2 separate regions of the Homo sapiens genome follow, and region 1 is linked to region 2. The links are chromatin loops, found by intact Hi-C in ENCODE. Cell type or tissue: GM12878. All regions are shown on one strand.

What was found. Peaks named below come from ENCODE experiments on the same cell type or tissue, not always from the same donor. Only the 100,000 strongest peaks of a DNase experiment are listed, where the experiment ranks them.
Region 1: it touches region 2 in a loop (3-fold over the local background); 1 of 110 quality-filtered maps calls a loop at or near these places.

The regions. Positions count from the first base shown.
Region 1 is chr11:133,267,015-133,271,014 of GRCh38, reverse strand. The region is part of intron 1 of OPCML (opioid binding protein/cell adhesion molecule like); the gene reads left to right. LOC124902796 (a long non-coding RNA gene) reads left to right here. Exons shown (of 2, transcript XR_007062959.1): 2 at 1-4,000. Among named protein-coding and RNA genes, the nearest start is that of OPCML-IT1, 97 kb to the left of the region's middle. RefSeq lists an enhancer at 1,531-1,820. In GM12878, no CTCF peak of the experiment used is centred here; a DNase peak (open chromatin) is centred at 1,594; H3K27ac peaks cover 2,467 bases.
Region 2 is chr11:133,408,803-133,412,802 of GRCh38, reverse strand. The region is part of intron 1 of OPCML (opioid binding protein/cell adhesion molecule like); the gene reads left to right. Among named protein-coding and RNA genes, the nearest start is that of OPCML-IT1, 45 kb to the right of the region's middle. RefSeq lists a silencer at 2,259-2,388. In GM12878, no CTCF peak of the experiment used is centred here; DNase peaks (open chromatin) are centred at 2,332 and 2,766; H3K27ac peaks cover 407 bases.

The DNA of each region.
Region 1 (4,000 bases), 140 kb after region 2:
TCGAATTGGTGCATTTACTTCAAGGAGCAATTCAGAATCCTATACACAGACCTTAACGAGGACACAGTAGCCTTGATTTTAATCAACAGCTTCCTCAGGCTAACGTCCCTGTGAATCTCTCTGGGCCTTGTATACTTCTTCTGTAAACTTGGTAGCACAGCAGAGACTATATCAGGTGGAAGCAGAGTGTCCTTTTCACTGTCTCATACCTACGATTCTGGACTTGGAATGAGTCACACGTGTCGCAAGCATGTTAGGATATATAGGAACAATTTAATTGGAGGGAAATATTTTCTCCTATTCCTGGCTGTCTGAGGTTCTTTGAGTCCTTTCAGTGTTAAAATATAAACCACGAAAACCACCTGTTTACAGTGTTTCCACTCTGTCAGCCAGTGTACCTCCATGTTGAATTGAACAAGAAATTGCTATGGGAATGCACACATCTGAAAGCATAAACAGGTATTTGATATCTATTTTAAATGGAAGCCAAAAAATGTCATTGGTACTTAGTATTTCTTTCCTAAAACAATCCCTTATATGTCTCCAAGCATCAGAGAAATAGAGAATTTAAGACTTGGAGGAGACCAGAGGGATCATTTGTCTAGCCTTCTCATTTTCCAGATGAACAAAGAGATGGTTTTTTTTTTCTTTGTCCCAACTGTGTGATATTTTAAAGCTCCCTAGCAGAATAATTTCCCATCTAGCTAAAGCTTATAGAGTGAGGACACATGAAGAAAACACTGGGAATTTTGCAGTGTATCAAGAACTCCACAGTGTGCTGAATGGGGCCCAGAGAATAGGTTTGCTCTCTGTTTTCTATTAATCAATCAATCAATCCAACACAAACACAACACAAAACTTGAAATTAAACATAAAAATTAACAGAGTAGCAAGTAATCAGTTCTTGGTGTCTTTGCTGTCATTCTTAGCACCTCCACATGAATAGGACAGGAGACTAAAATGTGAGAATTAGATTCCAATGTCGGCATGCAGGAGCTCCCAAGTATCATCTTTTATTTAAGCCTTCTTGTATTTTGAAGTTATATCTCATAGTTATCTAGCTACGAGAATAAAATGTATAAAATCACACCTCTTGGAAGCATTTTCTTTTTATTCATTTCTTTCATTATCATGAAGATCTTTAACTACAGGGGTGCTGAGGTTAGCCCAAACCTTTGCACAATACTCTCTTCTGCAGTAAATGATGGGATATTCTTCTTGCTCTTACAGAAAGGTAATCTTATCGATAATGCTTCCCTAGTTAGAGAGATGGTTTGCTGCTCTTAGTGCATGTTAACGATATTGTCCATTTCTGGAATGAAATTCAGCTCCCATGGCTACTTTGTCTAGCCTGTTGATGTTAGTTTTTACCATTGCCTGAAATGGGTAGCAGGTGGCTTTAAGTGAAATTCACAGTGTTCATCATTTTTTCAACCAGAAAAAGAAAAAACATGAGTAATAAAGTTCAGTCTGTGTCAATAAATGAGTAATAAAGTTCAGTCTATGTCAATGTGAAAATCTGGGCTGCCTACTAGGGTACAGAATGTGACCAGATCAGTGAGTGAGAAGGTGTCCGTGAAATCCCCAGAGTAACTGTTCTATGTTCCTCTGAAAAGAAGCACCTTGTGGCTCTGAGGTTCTTTGAGGAAAGTCCCTTCTCCCTGTTCAGTCATATACACCTGCTTTCTGCAGAATGTCAGAACCCAAGTTTGTTTGTTTGTTTGTTTCACTCTCGGGGAATTTCCAGTTTGTGATTTCATCAATTCAGTGGCTCCCATATTTGGTGGTATTATTTAAAATGCCAGATACATAAAGCATTTAGAGCTCAGAGATGCCCTTCTTCCCAGAGAAGTGTAGCATCACTCTTAGACATAAAGAGGCTTTCCTAATTGAAGAACTTGAAGAGTCTTTGTTGCATCTCAGACTCCCCATCTGAACCTGTAGATCTTATTGTCTCTATGAACAGGTGGAATATTGTTAGATCCAGGGCCACCAGCTGTCCTGGAGCACACATCAAAGAGGTACCCCTAGAATTGTGCAAAAACATGATATAGTTGGGTCTGCATTTTACAATGGATGTAAGTCCTCGGGACCAGTGTTTTCTACTATAAGCCTAAACAGTATGATGGGCAAAACCTGCCTTCAGAGAAATGTGTGCATTACTTAGCAGTTTCACTTCATTCTATGTTATAGGAAAAATTATCTACTCATATCGTACTCAAAGGTCTTCTATCTCTATTCATGCTAAGCTATTATATTTGAAATCTATAAATTCTCTTTTATAAGATGATGAATTTAACTTGCTCAGTACTAATCACAGTTTTGGAAACAGTTTCTAGTGTATGCATTACCTTAAATTGTTAATCTATGGTTTTGCACTTTTTCCTGTCAATCTATAATTAAATCATATGAAAACACACTGATTTTACATCATTAAAATAAAGGTGTATTCTGATTATCTCTGATGACTATGGCTTCCTAGCATTCATTATTTAATTGCTAGACATTTTATTATCAGCTCACATGGTGTTATCTAAATTAATTGTGAACTTTAATATATTTGTATCTAAAAAGAAAATCAGTTTTCTCCTCATAAAGTAGACTCAGAAAGCTGAATAGGCAAATTTTATGCTAACAACCTAATATCCTCTTGCAGTTAGGAACAGAATAAGAATGTTTATGGAAATGTCCCTTTCAGTTATTTATCAGAGCTCTTGAATGGTGATACTGTTCTATCAGTTGCATGAGATGACACATGTTTTATCCAACTGTTTGGTGACTGGATTTCTAAATTAATGTCAAGACAGAAAAGTCAGTGGGATGTAAGAAGTTCCCTGAAATGTGGTCTGAATATCCAGGGCTGTCCACTCTGGCCTTGAGGGGTTGCCAGAAATTCTTGACTGGGGCTAGGAAAGAGAGAAAGGGAAAAACATAGTCAGGGCCATTGTTACATCAGTGGATGGGGAGGCTGAGATCACACAGAAGGAACTGCACCTACTGGATGAACTAGAGAAGGAGTATATTAGTCTGTTCTCATGCTGCTGATAAAGACATACCCGAGACTGGATAATTTATAAAGAAAAGAAGTTTAATTGACTCACAGTTCCACATGGCTGGGGAGGCCTCCCAACCATGCAGAAGGTAAGGAGGAGCAAAGTCACATCTTACATGGTGGCAGGCAAGAGAGCGTGTGCAGGAGAACTGCCCTTTATAAAATCATCAGATCTCATGAGACTTATTCACTATCTCGAGAACAGCACGGGAAAGACCCATCCACATGATTCAATTACCTCCCACTGGGTCCCTCCCACGACACATGGGAATTGTGAGAGCTACAATTCCAGATGAGATTTGGGTAGGGACACAGAAAAACCATGTCAGGGAGTTAAAATTTAAAAGGCAGAAGGCAGTCATATTCTACCATGGCTCACAGCAAAACAATTATTTGATAAAATTCCATTATATTTAATACCAAAAAGACAAGAAAATATATTCAGTGAGTGCCTGTTATGATGCAGGTACCAAATTAAGAACTTTATATACATACCTCACTTAATCTTCACAGTAGATATGCAAGGAGGATTTGATTGTCTACATCTTACAAGTGAGAAAACTGAGGCTCGGAGTGATCAGAAAACTTGCTCAGGAGCACATGGCTAGAATGTGGCAGAGGTGGGAAATTGAATCATTTCCATTTTACACCATCGATAAAAATTACCGAGGCTCAAGTCTGTAATATAATGTTAATCTGTACAACTCTGTAGCAATACTAAGTGTGACGCTCAGAGACACTGTAACTTGGTCCAAATCAAACTGCGAGTAAATTGCAGAGCTGGGATTGGAGCCAAGGTCATTTTAATTCCAAAATGTACACTCTTTCCAACACATTGCATTCCACCGCCTACAAAGTCCTTCCTGTTATACTAAACAGCCTCTCTAGGGAAACAAACAACTATTTATCTGCCCAAGGTGCCGAATCATACTTCTGCTTTAAGATAGA
Region 2 (4,000 bases):
TCAGACTCTCTCTTCCCCTTCCAGGCACACTTTCTTGGCTACTTGATTCCAATCTCATTTACCACTTTCCTTTTCAAAATCAGGGCTAAAGCAGTGACAAACTACAAACAACAGACTACAGTGGAAAAGTTTATTGGCGTGTATGAAGAGAGGATAGGGGCATACGTGTACTATTTTTCATCTGTATCAGCTGAGTTGGTGGTAATGCGACAAGTTCTCATTCATAGAAAATACATCTCAAAAAACCCCTCAGATGGTAGGGTTCTACTCTCTGATGAATAGCTATCATGAGGTTGATGATGAGGACTAAGGTGCTGTTGGATATCCATCTGCATCCACCTCTAAAGTGCTCTGCACCCAGGAAACTGACCTTTGTGAACCGTGCCCATGCCACATGCTCTCTGACCCTCTGGTTTCCAGTTGGTTTGACCCATAGACATCAGTGACAGACATTTAGAGGGAGAAGGTGAGGTCTGGGTATTGATTCTCTTGTTCCCCTAGTCTGGCCTCACTGTGGGACAGCTGTGCTCCTCAATTAAAGATCACAGCCCCTCCTAGGTGGGCCTCTCCAATTGTTCTTTTCAGGTCACTGTTCTCATGATTATTCCTACTTCAGGCCTAGTATGATGAAAGTGCTTTGGAGTTACTAGTTCCAGAGACTGCATTCATCACACCTTGGGATTTGCTTGTATTCTGCCCTTGCTTTTGCAGAGTGTTGCATTCTCCTCAAATTAGACCGTTTGAATGTGCCACGTGTTTCCTCTTGGAACTCTGATTACCACCATGGTAAATGGATAGACAGATCTGGAGGGGGTGGCAAATAAGTAGCTGCCTCCATGACATTCAGGGCAAGAGGTGATAAATGTTTCCTGATTGTCAACGTGTGGGGGGAAGCCACTTCCCTTCCCTAATTTTTATCTTACATGCAAATCCATGATGTTCAGTCAAAGACAATAAACAGAAAAACTTTCTCATGAAGTGGAGGAAGGCTCTTAGGTGATCTTCCACCACAAGCAGCTTAGCTGCATAGAAAAACCTGGGACTCGGAGGTTTCGAGCTACACCCTGGGCTTCACTGGCTGAGCCTGGCACTTGCTCATTGATAAATGGGATGAGGATATTTGGCCACCCCTCCTCTCATGTGTGTTGTGAGAGGAACATGGAATAATGCCTGGGAGCACTTGAAGCTGCAGCTGAGAAAGCCATGAAGACTGCTTCTAAGACTGTGAGGTGACAGGACCCAGAATTGAGGAACTGTGTGAGGGCCACTGTAAATGAGCTTGCCCCAGAGTTAGGGCTGGCCAGGCCTGGGACTGCATTTCTTCCCAAGGGTTCCTTTCCCATGACCTCTGGCCTGACCTTCCTCCCTGGGCCTGGCCCTCTTCTGTTAGGGGAAGGCATTTCAGAGCCACGCTGGCATGCTTGATCATGTTTTCAAAGGAAAGGAGGAGTGGGTGTGAATATTGCTCCAAAAACTCAGATGTGGAAAAAGTGTGACATCCACTTAAGAAAAATTAAATCGTATTAAATCCAAGTTTAAGCCTGTACCCCCCTGAGCTCTCTCATGTGTACTTCCCAGTGGGTACCACCGAGGCACCCATTATTCATGCCCTCTTTAGTCCTTGAAGTTGAGGGACCCTATTGGTTCCATGTGAACTGGGGGAACTGAAGTCTTTGTCTAGGTCCCAGCATCACCTTGACCTCCCTGGTCTTCATTTGTTGTTCCTCTAATATCTGTCTAATTCCTCAGGGTCCTGTGAGGGGACACATGCCAGCCACAGGTCTAACCAAGGGAGATCAAAATGCGAAGATGCTTGAGGAAGCAATGGGAGGTATTGGGTAACTTTTGGGCACCATGCCTGATTTTTCAGTCTAGGTCATTGGAATGGGTGGTCCCATGGTCTCTAAGAGTTAAATGAGGCTCTTCTCAGTTACCTTTTCACAGGCCCAAGAAAGCCTTTCTCTTGCAGCAGAAGGAGAAGAATCAGAATGTACAACATGTCGTCAAGTGATGCCGTTCTGCTTTAGAGGTTTATTTTAAATATATTTCTTTAAAGCCCATTTTGGAGACTTGCTACTGCTTGCTTTGTCTCCCAGCAACGTCAAAAGAGCTGATGGGAAAGAGAGGTCTTTTTTTTTTTTTTTTTTTTTTTTTTTTTTTTTTTTTTTACTTTTTTTCTTAACGTGTGCTTTCACTCAAAGAAAAAAAAAAGCAACAAAAACCCCACAACTTCTAAACCAGTTCCTGAAATAGACCCAGAGAGAAAAGGAAACCATAGCATGCTATGCAGCCTTTCTCGAGGGAGCAATTATAACCTAGAGAAAAAGACTCAGCTAGTGCATGGCTCCTGGAAACGGGGCTGAGTGCAAAGGCATCTTCCCCTCCTGCCTCCCAACAACCACAGATGTAGTCATAGCCAGAGCTGGGTTCACCCAAAAATAAGTGTACCAAGACCTTATGGAGATGGGAGTATTAGGGTCGTCAGATGAATTTGGACAACCATCAGCCCAGGCCACTTGGAGATAGGAGTGGAATCTTGATGCCAACCAACACCTATTTTTCTAACATTCACCCTATAAAGCACTGACAGTCTATGCTGCAAGCACTGTGCTGGGCGCTGGTGGGGTAGCTGGAAATATAACCAGTGCTCCAGTGTCAGCTGTCACCACTCACTTATATGCCGTAGCTATGCCCTAGTCACATGAGGCTCCTCCAGCTTTCAGAGCTCAATTGCCCTCATTTGATCCTTCAGGCTTTGCATATGTTGTCCTGTCAATCAGCTTCTTCCTGACTGCCTTCTTCACCTTCTAGCACGTCCTTCCTCTGCTTGTTCCCTGACCCACCTCTGCAGATAGCTATGTGACCCGCCTGTGTGTTCTCAGAGCAGCAGTGCTTCTCCTTATGAAGAGACTGCATCACACAATATGGAGTATTCTGTTTGTCTCTCTCCCCGACTGGACTGCAGGATCCATAAGAACAAAGATGTTCTTCATTTCTTTACCTGTGTTCTGTGGTACCTAGCATGGTGCATAGTGCTTAGGAGGTGATTATCACTTGATTACTGTTTGATTAAGAAGTTAACTCCAGAAATGAAATTTCTTATTCTGAATAGGTTATGGAGACATCAGACCTACTAGTATCTATGAGACTTTGGTCCAAATCTCAGTTTCATCAGCTATGAATTGGGAATAGTCACAGCTGTTACGGTTGGTAGAAAACTCTCTGGATAAAATGTATATAAGACCCCTGGCATCTGGAACAGAGCAGGAGCTCAGCGGTAGTGATTAGAGCTAGTGTAAAAGAACATTTGTCGATGATGCTTAAATTCCCACTGGGAGACTAGATGCTTTTAGCTTCCATTTATGGAGTAAATATTCTCATTGGCAATACTAGCCTTTTTACACCTCACCTTAAAGCTTTTTCTAAATTTTCCTCTAACCACATTATTACTTCCTCTGTCAAGTTTTCTAAACTCACCACTTAGCTGCCAGAGAGCCCTGGAGTGAGAATTGGGAACAGTACTTTGGTGACGTAAGTTCACAGCTCAGGCTCTGGAGTCGCGCTGTCTGAAGATGAGTTCTGGCAAGCTGTCATCTTTCTCTGTGCCCCAGTTTCCTCATCTGCGAAGTGGGTATCATGACGCGTTGGTTGGTTCCTCTGGGGAGAGATGCCTGCTCTAGAGGGTTACCACCTCCTTCCTTCCACAGCCCACGCTCGTCCCCCTCACAGCTGCCTGTTCTTTGCTCAGGAATGCACGAGGGACTGCTTCTGTCTTCCAGGTGTCCAGAGACACCCAGGAAGTCTGGCATCTAAGTTTAGTGAAAACCAAGGCATCAGCAGAGGATGGACAATGGCTGGCAGAGATATAACAGAGCTTATTCAATTGTAAGAGAGACGATTGAACTAAAGTGTCTAATCCCCAGACTCTATTATTACAGCAGGTCTTTGAATCGCATTGTCTCATTCCATGTCTTTTCATTATAACAATGATGAGAAAAAG